Regions from separate parts of the Homo sapiens genome. Here region 1 is linked to region 2. The links are chromatin contacts, found by Hi-C or POLR2A ChIA-PET in ENCODE. All regions are on one chromosome and are shown on one strand. The core of a region is the stretch at or near the end of the contact, and the rest is flanking DNA. Distances in the headings are between cores, read along the strand shown.

Region 1 (6,538 bases), core at 897-3,396, 240 kb before region 2:
CTTTATCTGGGGGCCAAGGAAGAGGCTTGCCCAGTGTCTTTGCTGGAGAAACTTCCCTATCACCCAATCCCACTCCCCACACTTCACCTCTGACTCCAAAACTGCCTCCTCTTAGAAGCCCCCCTGGAGCGCACCTCCCCTGCTGGTTGGTTCTAGCTGACCAGTTGGTTTAGCCGGCTGTGGGCTCCTGGGGGCAAGGGAAGGAGTTGTCCAGGCTCAGAAGAAAAGGGTGGTAGGACCTCCTAAAGGGACAGCAGATGCCAGGAGAGGGCCGCAAAGGCACAGCGTTGGAACCAGAGGGTTCCTACCAAGTTGACAACTCCAAAAGAGCATGGTGGTCCCCCAAGGACCAGAGCTCCCCCAATCCCAGACTGGGAATTCGGAGGCCACATGTGGTGCTGCACTGGGGGGCCATGCCAGAAGACGAGGTTCTGGATCCAATTCTGAGGACAACTGACTGTCTCTCTGTACCTCAGTGTCCCCATCTGCACCATCCGTATAATGGGAAAGGGGTTTGAGGAGCTGTCTCAGGGCCCCTCCTGTACAGACAGGAGGCCCTAGTGGCACTGTCCTTATTTCCATCCCTCGCCTAGACCTGGGGCCATGGTACCAGTACACAGTGCTCACCCTCCTGCTCAGACAAACAGTAACGGCCAGAAGCTCCAAGCCTCCTGCCCCAGCCCAAGGTGACTTTCCTGGCAGAACCTGGGACTGCCCTGCCCTGCCCTGCCTCCACCCAGCTCCCGGGCAAGCAGTGCCAGGAGGAAGTGTCAGCAGCTCCTCCCCAAAGCTCTTTTCCCCACAGCCCCGCCACCCCCGTACCTGGGCCCCGATTCTCCAGGCACCCCGACACCTGCTCTCACAGGCCGGCCAGCCCCCACCACCCAACTCTCCACCGAGGGAAAGGAATGGGCACAAGAGGGGGCGTGTCCCGGCCCAGGGCGATGGGAAACATCTCACTAGCAAAGAAGAGATCAACCCATGGTCATTCTGAGAAGGTGACCAAAGCTGCGGCGGGCCCCGGGAGGGGTGTGGGAAAGGAAACCAGGGACTCTCAGGAGGGAACGGGAGCCTTGTGGTAGAAAAGGAGCTGCTGTCCCCGATCTGGAACTCGAAACCCCAACATCTTCCAGGCCGTAAGCCCCTCACCCCGCACCCCTAGGCAAATCTCCGCTTTCCCAACTCCCTCACCTCGGTCCAGCGATCAGCCTCTCGGACCCTCGAGAGGGAGCTCCGACCCTGCTCTAGCTCTTGCGGGTCCCCCAACCATGGACTCCAAAGCCTTCATGTCCACACTGCAGAACCCGGCCCTGGCCCCCTCCCGCGACACTCGCGTGCGGCTAGGACTCCTGTGGCCAGGACCCGGCTTCCACCGGCGCTCGGCGTGCGGGGCTGCAAAGCCCGCGGCGCGCCCGCCCCCACTCCCGCTCCGCTCCCGGAACCCCGCGCCGGCGGCCGGAGTGAATCATTAACTGGAGCCGGGTGCTCCGGCTGCGCAGCCTTCCCCGCTGGCGCCACGCACTTGCCCGCCCGGCCTCGGTCCCCCGGAGCTCCTCCCTCTCCGGGAGCCGGTGGGCAGTCCCCACGCCACACCAGCCGGACCACCCGCCAGAGGCTCAACGGCCCCTCCTCGCAGCCGAGGAAACTGAGGCTCGGAGGCAGGGCGCAGAGGCCCAAGGTGACACAGCAGGCGGCCGTCGGCCGGGGAGCGCGGGCCCCGCCAGCCACTTTCCCGACACAGGAACCCTCCTACCGGCTGGCGGCCCCCGCGCCCGGCCCCGCCAACGCACCCGAGGCGCACAGGCTCCGGAGCCCCCGCGGTTCCTGCCTCCCGGCTTCCCGGCCAGGGCAGAAGGAGATCCCAGGGCCGCGGACCCCGGCCGGCGGTTCCCAGGCCCCGCAGGTCCGGCAGGAAATGCCGCTCGCTTAACCCCTTCCAGCCCGCTGCCGCCTCCAAGCCCGTACGCGGCCCGGCCCCACCTGGCGCCCTCACCAGGTGGTTCATGGTGTCCGGCGGGCCTGGGGCCCCGGCTCTCGCGGGGGCGCACACCGAGCTGCCCGGGCCGCGTGCCCTCGGGGCTCCGAGCGCGCCGCAGCCGCCCCGGTGCCGCCGCGCAGCTGCCGCCTCGGCCACCCAGAGCCGGTCCAGCCGCTCTCCGCCTGCCGCCACGGCCCAGCCGGCCCAGCCCGATCCCAGCATGCCCGGCCGCGCGCGCCCATTGGCCGCCGCCGCTCTCCATGCAAATAAGCCGCCTGTCGGGGGCGCGGGCGCGCAGACAGAAGCCCGCCCAGTAGGGGCCGCCCCCCGCCCCGCCCCCCACCTCCAACCCCGAGGCTCCAGGCCCCTGCCCGAGGCCAGGCTTCCAGCCTAGGGCGCAGGACACCGCTCTCCAACAAATGCACGTCCCCGCCTTCCACCCAGGCGAGAACGCACCGAAGGCCTACGCAAACTCCTCCACTTCTGGGAAGGCTGCCCGGTTTGCCTTCTTCCTCCAGAGCCGAGACATGGCCTCAAGTCGACTTGTCTTTCCCGCTAACCAACCCCAGGGCATTCATCGCGTGTCCATGGGCCGTGGGACTCAAATCTGAATCTAGAGGGAAAGGGGAGGGGGCGTGCCCCAGCCTGTAGGAGACGAATCATCACCACCACAGCTCCGACTGTAGACGGTCCCACCGTGTAAGGACCCCAGGAAATGAAGCCTCAAGCAGGGAGGCTGGCGAGCTCTCGACCCAGCGCTTTTCACGGGCAGCACCTACCTTCCCCTGCATTGTGCCGACATCTGGGGACTCGGGCTGGTCCTCCAGCTGATCTGCCTCCTCTCATTACTCATTCCTAGGTTCAGCCTAAAACCTGGGCCTAGTACCCTCCTGAGTCCTGCTCCAACTCATCTGCTTCAGCGACATGGGGTAGGAGAGCGGCACTGGGGGAATGAGGGAGATAGAAGGAAGAATCACTCGGGGGAAACCGAGTGGAGACAACCTTGGCTCTCCTGAGTTGCCCCTTGCTCGGTTGCAGGTCAGTGACTGTCACCCCATGCAGCAGAACCAGGGTGCCAGAGCCCCTGGGCCAGGCCAGGGAGGCACAATCTGCAGGGAGATGATAGGACCGAGCCTGGTCCAGACCAGACAGGACCCTCAGTCAACAATCCTGGGCCACTGGCTGAGCAATGGGATGCCACGAGGCAGCCCTGGTGGCAGGGAAGCAGCGGGGTAGACCCGGCTTCACGCAGCAGAGAATTCTCAAGCATGGCCTATGGAAGACACAAGCCCAGGTGGGCCTGCAGCTGCCCCTCTGTCTGACCCCCAGGGCTCAGCCTACGCAGCGCCTGGCCAGATGTGCCACCTTGGCAGGCCCTCTCCCCTCTCTGGGCTCCTTTCTCATCTGAAAAGGGGCTAGGACAGCCCATGATTTGCTGCTCAGGTGCTCTGGGGAGCTAGTTAAAAAACAGACTCCTGTGTCCCACCCCTCCCAAAAAACTGGACGTCTGCATTTCTTCAATATTTGGCTTGGGAAGCATTGGCCAGAACTCACAGCACAGCGGGTGAGGAAGGAGCAGTGGGATGAGACAGAGCATGACCCAGAGTCCTCAGGAGGAACAGAACAGCTAGCCAACACCCTGTGCCTCCCCGACACAGCCCGCCTCGCCTCAGAAGAGGAGCCAGCCTTCAGGGAAGCTGCCTGGAGCATCTCCTCCTGCTTGTTCCCAAGAGCTGTGCCGGGCCCCTCCTGCACCCTGACCCTGTCCAGCCACCCACTCCTCAGCCTGGCTGGCACACCAGCTTCCCAGAGAGCAGGTCTGAACCAGCGGGACCCTCAGGAGCCTGAGGTCATCCCTGGGCCTCCACTTCTGTGGGGAGGGGAGACCAGGCCTCATGGGCAGGCAGTGCCCTGCTGGCAGGGCCCCAGGCAGCAGTCTCTGCAGGGACGGGCAAGGACACAAAAGGCCTGGCCCTCAAGGGAGCTGGCCCCTGCTCCATCCTAGTTGGCCAAGGAGGGCGGTGCAGAGAGGAGGTGGATGGCTGGAACCTTGGGGGATGAGACCCTCCTCCCCCAGTAGCTGCATTAGAACAGCACTGGGGGTGGGGCTGCTGGTGTGAGCAGGAGGCAGCAAGGGAAACAGGCTCCGACACAGGCATTTCAAAAATTTGCTCCTTTTCCACTTAAATTCCCTCCCCCAAAAGCCTGTGCCTCCCAGAATGGCATTTCCGCTTTGGAAACAAGGCCCCAGAAGTTAAGCCCCACAGTGTTGATGGGGATGTAGCTGGGGGGTGGGGGAGGAGCACCCACTGGCCAGGCTCTGGCCGGGGTATATGGGGGCAGAACCTCACCCCACCCCCAGTCCAGCCTCCCGGACCTCCGCTGTCAAGGACAGGGATGCAGCCCCACATACCCAGCACAGCCTCTGCGCCCAGCCAGTGCCAGGGGCCCTATGCCCATGCATTTATTTTGTGCACACAGCAATCCTGCAAAACAGGCTCACCGTTAGCCCCAATTTTTTTTTTTTTTGAGATGGGGTTTCACCATATTGGTCAGGCTGGTCTCGAACTCCTGACCTCAAGTGATTCACCCACCTCAGCCTCCCAAAGTGCTGGGATTATAGGCGTGAGCCACTGCACCCAGCCTAGCCCCATTTTTCACATGAAGAGACCGAGACCCAGTTTACCAACCACTGCCCCATCCCACACATTTCGGGGCACAGAAGGGACAGGGCCAGGGAAGAAATGGGGCTGCTAGACCTCAGCCCACCCTGCAGCAGGAAGGGAATCTAGGGACAGGGACAGCAGCACTCCAGGCTCAGAAAGCCAAACACCCCTGTCACACTCAGACTGCAAAAGGACAGGCAACTGAGACCTAAGCACCTTCCTCCCCAGTAAAACTGAGCTCAGCACTGGGGCCAGCACCACCCCCACCCCACTAAGTTTAGCCCCATTGGTGAGAAGGGGTGCAGTAAACATTTGTTGACTGGGTGGGACCTCAGAGGTGGCCCTCATGGGATAGGCTGGCCTGGGTGAAGAAATCTGAGGCTGCCCCAGTCTGGAGGATGGGGGTGGTTAAGTCACGCCTAAGTGCAGAGGCACACACTTGCATACACACAGCACACACGCATGCGTATACACACAGTGGGACTGGCAGCAAGGAGAGACGCCCTGAATAAGGAGGAGCTGGGAGAGGTTGTTGCCAGACCAAGGGAGACAGCTGCAGATATGTGGCCGGGGCACCAGCACAGGGCCCTCCCAGACAGTTGTGTCATCCCAGGAGTGGCCTGGCACCTCCAGCCAGGTTGAAGATGAGCTCACAGGCTGGAAGGGATGTCTCCAACCCCTCAGGGCCTGGAATAGCTGTTTGTACAGAAAACAGGTGGACCCAGCACACCAGGACACTAAGTGTCTGGAGTGGAGGGGGTTATACTGGACCCAAGTGGAAAGATAAGCCTGGGATAGGGTTCCTGCTCTTTGGGCTTTCTGAGATCTGCCTTCAGGACAGACCCACTGCACAGAACTTTTCTTGCTCAATGCTCACCAATGTCCACTGCAGCATTTATGACAGCAAAGCATGGAGCAAAACAGGCTCACCTATCAATGCTAATTCTAGGGGACCGGTGAGACAAACCACAGCGCCTCAGTAGAATAGCTTGCAGCTATTAGATGGCCTCTTCCAAAGACTGAAATAATGCAAGAAAATGCTTACAACAAACTAAAGTGAAAAGAGCAGGCTAAAACCAGTTTGCACAGTGTAAAGGCACACAGCCCCCTCCCCTCCTGAAGCCTCGGCCTCCCAGCAGCAGGGAGGGTGGACTCGGTTGATGGCCAGCTCTGGGAGCGGCAGCAGGAGAGGATTTCCTGAGGCCGGAGGTGAGCACTGCCAGCCCCAGGAACAGGAAGAAACGGTATCTCTGGAGGGCCAATGAGAGCTGACACCATCCCCCTAGGCTGGACACTCACAGTGGCAAGCTCAAAACCAAGGCAAGGCTGGGCAAGGTGGCTCACGCCTGTAATCTCAGCACTTTAGGAGGTCGAGACTAGCCTGTCCAACATGGCGAAACTCCGTCTCTACTAAAAATACAAAAATTAGCTGGCCGTGGTGGCGGGCACCTGTAATCCCAGCTACTCAGGAGGCTGAGGCAGGATAATTGCTTGAACCAGGAGGTGAAGCAGTGAGCTGAGATCACGCCACTGTACTCCAGCCTGGGCGATAGAGCAAGGCTCCATCTCAAAAAAAAAAACAAAAAACAGCTGGGCACAGTGGCTCACGCCTGTAATCCCAGCACTTTGGGAGGCCAAGGCGGGCAGATCATCTGAGGTCAAGAGTTCAAGACCAGCCTGACCAACATGGTGAAACCCCGTCTCTACTAAAAATACAAAATTAGCCGGGCGTGGTGGCACATGCCTGTAATCCCAGCTACTCAGGAGGCTGAGGCTGGAGAATCACTTGAACCCGGGAGGCGGAGGTTGCAGTGAGCCAAGATGGTGCCATTGCACTCCAGCCTGGGCGAGAGAGCGAAACTACGTCTCAAAAAAACAAAAACAAAACCCAGGC
Region 2 (6,935 bases), core at 4,150-6,649:
GTGGCAGGCACCTGTAATCCCAGCTACTCGGCGGGGAGGGAGAATCGCTTGAACCCGGGAGGCAGAGGTTGCAGTGAGCCAAGGTTGTGCCATTGCATTCTAGCCTGGGGAACAAGAGCGAGACTTTGCCTCAAAAAAAAAAAAAAAAAAAAAAAGGCCGGGCACAGTGGCTCACGCCTGTAATCCCAGCACTTTGGGAGGCCAAGGCTGGTGGATCACCTGAGGTCGGGAGTTCGAGACCAGCCTGACCAACATGGAGAAATTCCGTCTCTACTAAGAATACAAAATTAGCCAGGCATGGTGGCGCATGCCTGTAAACCCAGCTACTCGGGAGGCTGAGGCAGGAGAATCACTTGAACCTGGGAGGCAGAGGTTGTGGTGAGCCGAGATCGCACCATTGCACTCCAGCCTGGGCAACAAGAGTGAAACTCCGTCTCAAAAAAAAAGGAAAGATGCTTAACATTTTTAGGCAGCGGGGAAATGCAAATTAAACCACAGTGACAAGTCACTTTCCATCCACCAAGAAGGTTACAATCTTAAAAAGGTAATTATAATAAATAATATATAATTACAAGTGTTGGTGAGATGACAGAGACGTGGGGATCCTCATAAAATGGGGATGTCAGATGGTGCATTTCCTGAAGAAACAATTTGGTGGTTTCTCGAAAGGTTGAATAGAGTGACCATATGATACAGCAGATCCACTCCTGGGTACACACCCTAGAGAACTGAACATACAAGCCCACATGAAAACCTGCTCATGAATTTGCACAGCAGCATTATTCGTAATAGCCAAAAAGTGGAGACATCCCTAATGTCTATCAGCTGATGAATAGATAAACAAAATGTGGTGTAACCACACAGTAGACAATTATCTGCAATAAAAAAGAATAAAGTACTGATATATACAAAGTTCAATGTGAAAACACTGAATATACTATAAGCCAGTGAACTGTACACTTTTAAAATATAAACTTTGGGCCGGACGCAGTGGCTCACGCATGTAATCCCAGCACTTTGGATTAAATGGGTGGATCACCTGAGGTCAGGAAGGCAGAGTTTGCAGTGAGCTGAAATCAAGCCACTGCACTCCAGCTTGGGTGACAAGAGTGAAACTCCGTCTTAAAAAAAAAAAAAAAAAAAAAAAAAATATATATATATATATATATATATATATAAAATATAATATACTTATATATAATATATATAAACTTTAACATACATGAATTCTATCTCAATAAAGCCATTATTTAAAAAAATACAAAGTATGGGAGATGCACACTGAAGTTTGGTGTTTATTTTTCTATGGCCAGTTTACAGGTAATTTTTTTTTATTTTTATTTTTTGAGACGGAGTCTTGCTCTGTCGCCTAGGCTGGAGTGCAGTGGCACGATCTCGGCTTACTGCAAACTCTGCCTCCCAGGTTCATGCCATTCTCCTGCCTCAGCCTCCTGAGTAGCTGGGACTACAGGTGCCCGACGCCACGCCTGGCTAATTTTTTGTATTTTTTAGTAGAGACCGGGTTTCACCGTGTTAGCCAGGATGGTCTCGATCTCCTGACCTCGTGATCCGCCTGCCTCAGTCTCCCAAAGTGCTGGGATTACAGGCGTGAGCCACCGTGCCCGGCTGGTAATTTATTTTCTTATTAGTGCTTTGCTGCATTTTCCAGATAGTCTACATCAGACTTTTACTACAATGATAAAATCAGAAATTTCTAGTTGGTTAAAGGAGGCTTAGGTGGAGTTTGTCTTTGTCCAGCTATCACTGCAGAGAGACAGGTGCCTGCAAAACCATCTCCCAGCTGACCTGAGTACCCAGTTAGCCAGAGAAGTCCAGGGGCATGAATTACCCGCTCTGCACTAAAAGGTGTCAGAGCTCCCATGCACACTCTCAACACCAGGACTGTGGGCTGGGCCAGGCTGTGGCTGAAGCTGTGCCTGGCCCCCAAGCCCTGGCCACATCTGCCAACTCTGCCAGTCCTGGTGATGCAGCTGCATGGCATCCCCCAGAGGCAGGGGGCTGGGACTGCAAGGCCCAGATGCTGATGGAGAAAACAGATCTGCCTTCAAAATCTACTGGGAAATGAATTCTAATTAGCCTGGGAAAGGAGCCTCAAGCCTCCCTGGCTCAGAGCCACTGCCCTGGGGCATTTCAGAGCAGATAAGCAGATAGCAACACACAAACCCTTTTCCTTGGCTGGGAGCTTTAGGGATTCTCACAGGGCACTTCAAACAGCACCTGCCTTGGTCTAAATTGTAGTACCTTACAGCTGGAGGCCATAAAGTCTGAGGGTTCCCCACTTCTTCTGTGCAGCAACACACACAGGGTACGGAGTGGGACTGTGCTTTTAGCACATTTGCCTGTTTCCCTAAGTATTGACAGAGCCCTCTCATTACAGAGATAATCTGGAATGTTCCCTGGTTTATTAACCATTTATTTTAATTACCTTATTTTTTAAAAGTAAATCATACTTCCAAATCTATGACAGAAAAAGGAAGAGACTATTTTATAGGAAAATAACTCAGGGCCGGGCGCGGTGGCTCACGCCTGTAATCCCAGCACTCTGGGAGGCCAAGACAGGCAGATCACCTTAGGTCAGGAGTTGGAGACCAGCCTGGCCAAACATGGTGAAACCCTGTCTTTACTAAATACACAAAAAGTAGCCAGGTGTGGTGGCACGTGCTTGTAATCCTAGCTACCCAGGAGGCTGAGGCAGGAGAATCACTGGAGCCAGGAGTCCGAAGCTGCAGTGAGCTGAGATCACGCCACTGCACTCCAGTCTGGGCGACAGAGAGAGACTCCATCTCAAACAAAAACAAAAACAAAAACCAAAACCAAAAAACACATAGTCAAATGCAACATGTGGACCTTGTGTGGATTCTGATTTGAAAAAAACATCTGCCAGGAGATACCCTAGAGGTAATCAGATATATTTCAATATTGACTAATAGGTGATAGTGAGAAATTATTATTAATACTATTATCACTACCCAGAACAATCTTGTTCATGTATTTCTGGACCCATTTCCCCGCCCAAGACACTAGAAGCAGAATGGTGTCTGTCTCATTAAAGACAGTAGGTATAGAGCACTGAGGTTAAGAGTGTGAATCCCACTTGACCATTTACTGAGCGATCTTGTGCAAGTTACTTCCTTCTGTGCCTGCTTGGTTAAAAAAAAATCTGGAAGGTCAGGTGCGGTGGCTCACACCTGTAATCCCAGCACTTTGCGAGGCTGAGGAGGGCGGATCACGAGGTCAGGAGTTTGAGACCAGCCTGACCAACATAGTGAAACCCCATCTTTACTAAAAATACAAAAATTAGCCGGGCGTGGTGGCGGGTGCCTGTAATCCCAGCTACTCAGGAATTTGAGGCAGGAGAATCGCTTGAACCTGGGATGCGGAGAGGTTGCAGTGAGCCGAGATTATGTCACTTTCACTGCACTCCAGCCTCGGTGACAGAGCGAGACTCCGTATCAAAAAAAAAAAAAAAAATCTGTAAAGTGGGGGAAACAATATAACCCAACTCATGGGCTTGATTGAAAGAGTGAGTGAGTGGATATTTGTAAAGCAGAACAAAGTCTGGCGCATAGTGCACTTATGAGTATTTGCTTAGCAATCTTCCTTCCTGGGCCACACTTATATTCTATGAATCCAAGGGAAAGTCTTTGAATGAGGAAAACCCAAGGACAATGGCTCTACCAGATTCAGGTGCCCCAGTGCCCCAGCAACAGAATGTGGCAGGCACAGACAGGGTCCCCACAAGGGCAAACAAAACAGAAGACGCTGGAAAGTCATGGCTAGAGGCCTGGCTTGTGTTTTTTCTGAGATGGAGTCTCGCTGTTGTCCAGACTGGAGTGAAGTACCGCAATCTCAGCTCACTGCAACCTCCGCCTCCTGGGTTCAAGTGATTCTTCTGCCTCAGCCTCCCAAGTAGCTGGGATTACAGGCACTCACCACCATGCCCAGCTTATTTTTGTATTTTTAGTAGAGATGGGGTTTCACCATGTTGGCCAGGCTGGTCTTGAACTCCTGACCTCAGGTGATCCACCTGCCTCGGCCTCCCAAAGTGCTGGGATTACAGGCGTGAACCACTGCGACTGGCCTTAGAAGCTTGGCTTCTGAAGCCGGATTGGGTTCAAATCCTGTCTCTACTACCAGTGAGGGGTGTGACTTAGAGCAAGTCACTCTCTGGCTCTCTATACTCCAGTTGACTCTGTTTGTAGAACAAAGCCAGAAAAGTTCCGGCCTCTCAGGCTGGAGAGGAGCCCAGCCCCAGCTCCCGGAGCAGCATAGCACCCTCAGAGGCCCTGGTACTTGGCCTACTCGCTTGTGGGTTTAAGTCAGCCAACTCCTTTCTGCTCTTCAGGCCTCAGTTTTCCCATCCTCAAAAATGGGAAACTTGACTGCCTTGCCTCTGTGAAAAAGGGAGGAGAAAGGAAAGTCAACATTTGCTAGGCACCTGTCCTGAGGCCCAGAGGGCCTGTCCTGAAGCCCAAGATGAAGCCGTCAGAAGCAGTGACGCAGGACTCCAATTCCCCTGGGTCTGGTTCCAAATCAACCCGCCAAGCTACCGTCTCTCAATAATTCTATGGAAAAAGCCCTTGGAGAGCTTTTGAAAGTCATGTCCTTTGAAACTCAAGTATCGAGACAAAAGGGGTTCTCCCCTCGCAGTGAGGATTCTCCTGCGCAGCCGAAGCCCCAGCAAGACACTTCCAAACCGGCGCCAACAGCGGCGATGCCCTTTCCACGTTGCTGATGGAAAAGCCACTCCCAGCTCTTCCCGCCACCCCAGGTCCCCGGTGCAGGACAGAGGAGCGTCCCCAGCTGTGCCACCAGCCCGGCCCCCAGCCGACCCGAGTGTGGGGACATCCCCCGCGGAGAATGAAGAACCAACGTACCCCAAAGCTTGGCGGCTCTGCCCGAGCTGCAGCGGCACGGTGGGGGACGCCTCTCTCCCTGGACTCAGCAAAGGCTCCCAAACGTCGTCTCTTCCAAATTCCACCGCACAGCCAGCTCTTTCTCTTCACTGGGAGGGTCCGCAGGGGCTGACTTGCTCCTTAAGGTCCCAAGACTATTAAGCGACACCCGGTGAGGCCGGGAAAGGGGCTCTAAGAGGCATGGACGAGAGTTGGCGGTGACCAAGCCACTGGAAGCTCCTGGAGACTCGAGGTAGAACGAATGTGGGAACAGGGCAGGAGTCCCAGAATGGGATGTTGAGGCTGGGGGTGTCCTGGGGCTACCACAGGGAAGGACCCGGCGCAGAGCTCCCTCTGGAACCCGGCACTGCGGCCCGCGCCCTCTACTCCCCGCGCGCCGGCCGGCAACCCTCGGCGCTGCCCGGTGCAGCCCGCCCGAGCGCACACAATGAGGCGCTTTCAGACGTGGCTGCGGTCCCGAGGTGGCCAGCGGGAGCTAGCGCCGTGGGGGAAGGAAGGAGCCGGTTGGCCCACCCCCGACCGAGGGGCCACGCCTCGGGGGAGGGGCGCCGGCCGAGGGCGGGGCAGGAGGGCCCAGGTGGGCTGGGGCTCTGAGAGGCTCAACTTTTAGCCCAGAATGTCAAAGGGCGCTGGCAGAGTCACCTCTCATCTGACTACAGAGGAACGTTGTACCCCACCCCACCCCAAATCCCCAGAGAAGGGGGGCTCCTGGGAGGACAAAGGCCCTAGTGAAGGAAGTCGAATCTTAATCTTGACCCTCCTCACTCTCGGGGGCATCCTTGCGGCGAGGTGACTTGGAATCCAAACCCTTCCCAAGGCCACGGCACCTGGATGACACATGGACCCGGTGCAGTGTCCCAACTGGGAAGAGCGGAGAGACCAGGTGGCCTTAGGAGCTGGGTCCGCAGCTTTTCCCCTCCTCCTGCGCATTCCCTGCCCTAGCCTAGGCCCAGAGGCGCAGGTTCATAGCAGGTCCAGATAAAGACATGATACGTTTCAATAAATAAGATATTTCCGGCCAGGGCTGGGCGCGGTGGCTCACGCCTGTAATCCCAGCACTTTGGGAGGCCGAGGCGGGCGGATCACGAGGTCAGGAGATCGAAATCATCCTGGCTAACACAGTGAAACCCCGTCTCTACTAAAAATACAAAAAAATTAGCCAGGCCTGGTGGCGGGCACCTGTAGTCCCAGCTACTCGGGAGGCTGAGGCAGGAGAATGGCGTGAACCCGGGAGGCGGAGCTTGCAGTGAGCCGAGATCGCACCACTGCACTCCAGCCTGGGCGACAAAGCGAGACTCCCTCGCAAAAAAAAAAAAAAAAAATCCGGCCAGGCGCGGTGTCTCACGCCTGTAATCCCAGCACTTTGGGGGGCCGTAGTGGGTGGATCACGAGGTCAGGAGTTCGAGACCAGCCTGGCCAACAGGGTGAAACCCCGTCTCTACTAAAAATACAAAAATTAGCCGGGCGTGGTGGCAGGCACCTGTAATCCTAGCTACTCAGGAGGCTAAGGCAGGAGAACTGCTTGAGCCCAGGAAGCGGAGGTTGCAGTGAGCTGAGATTGCACCACTGCACTCCAGCCTGGGCGACAGAGCGAAACTGTTTCAAAAAAAAAAAAAAAAAAAATCCCCTTTACAAATAACAGGGCAGAGCCCAGGCACCTGAAAAGGATGAAGCATTTCTAGGTCTTGTCAAATTAGTGATGGGATCTTAATCAAGAACTCCCTGCTGCTGGGAGAAGAAATAAGCAGTCCTTCCTGGTTGTGGTTTGGCAAGATGAATTAAGATTCTTGACAATGGTCGTAAGCTTTTCGGATTGGTAATTCCTTTCTAGGAGCTATCTTAAGGAAATAAACCAGAAACAAGGATTTATGTACAGGGTTCATATAAGTGTTGTTCATGATTTTGATACTGATTTTTTTTTCAGATGGAGTCTCACTTTTGTAGCCCAGGCTGGAGTGCAATGGCAGGATCTAGGCTCACTGCAACCTCCGCCTCTCG

Evidence for each region. A loop is a pair of places that touch in the nucleus more often than their neighbours do. ChIA-PET counts read pairs that join two places held with the same protein, here RNA polymerase II (POLR2A). Pooled maps may share reads with other maps.
Region 1: a loop to region 2 is called in a pooled map, with 1.8 times the contacts of the local background. The contact joins the promoter of BCAR1 here to the promoter of CHST6 in region 2. A Hi-C loop is called at or near these places in 1 of 50 pooled maps. POLR2A ChIA-PET finds 5 or more read pairs at or near these places in 2 of 52 experiments (WTC11 and activated CD4-positive, alpha-beta T cell).

What each region holds. Positions count from the first base shown.
Region 1 is chr16:75,249,478-75,256,015 of GRCh38, forward strand. It overlaps BCAR1 (BCAR1 scaffold protein, Cas family member), which reads right to left and starts at 2,147. Exons shown (of 7, transcript NM_014567.5): 1 at 1,994-2,147. The coding sequence starts at 2,005. LOC105371344 (a long non-coding RNA gene) reads left to right here and starts at 6,321. Exons shown (of 3, transcript XR_933740.3): 1 at 6,321-6,538. RefSeq lists silencers at 2,030-2,189, 2,250-2,359 and enhancers at 2,359-2,899, 3,440-3,980, 3,981-4,520, 4,521-5,061, 5,601-6,141 and 1 more.
Region 2 is chr16:75,490,042-75,496,976 of GRCh38, forward strand. CHST6 (carbohydrate sulfotransferase 6) reads right to left here and starts at 5,400. Exons shown (of 3, transcript NM_021615.5): 1 at 4,899-5,400. RefSeq lists an enhancer at 4,794-4,973 and a silencer at 5,274-5,603.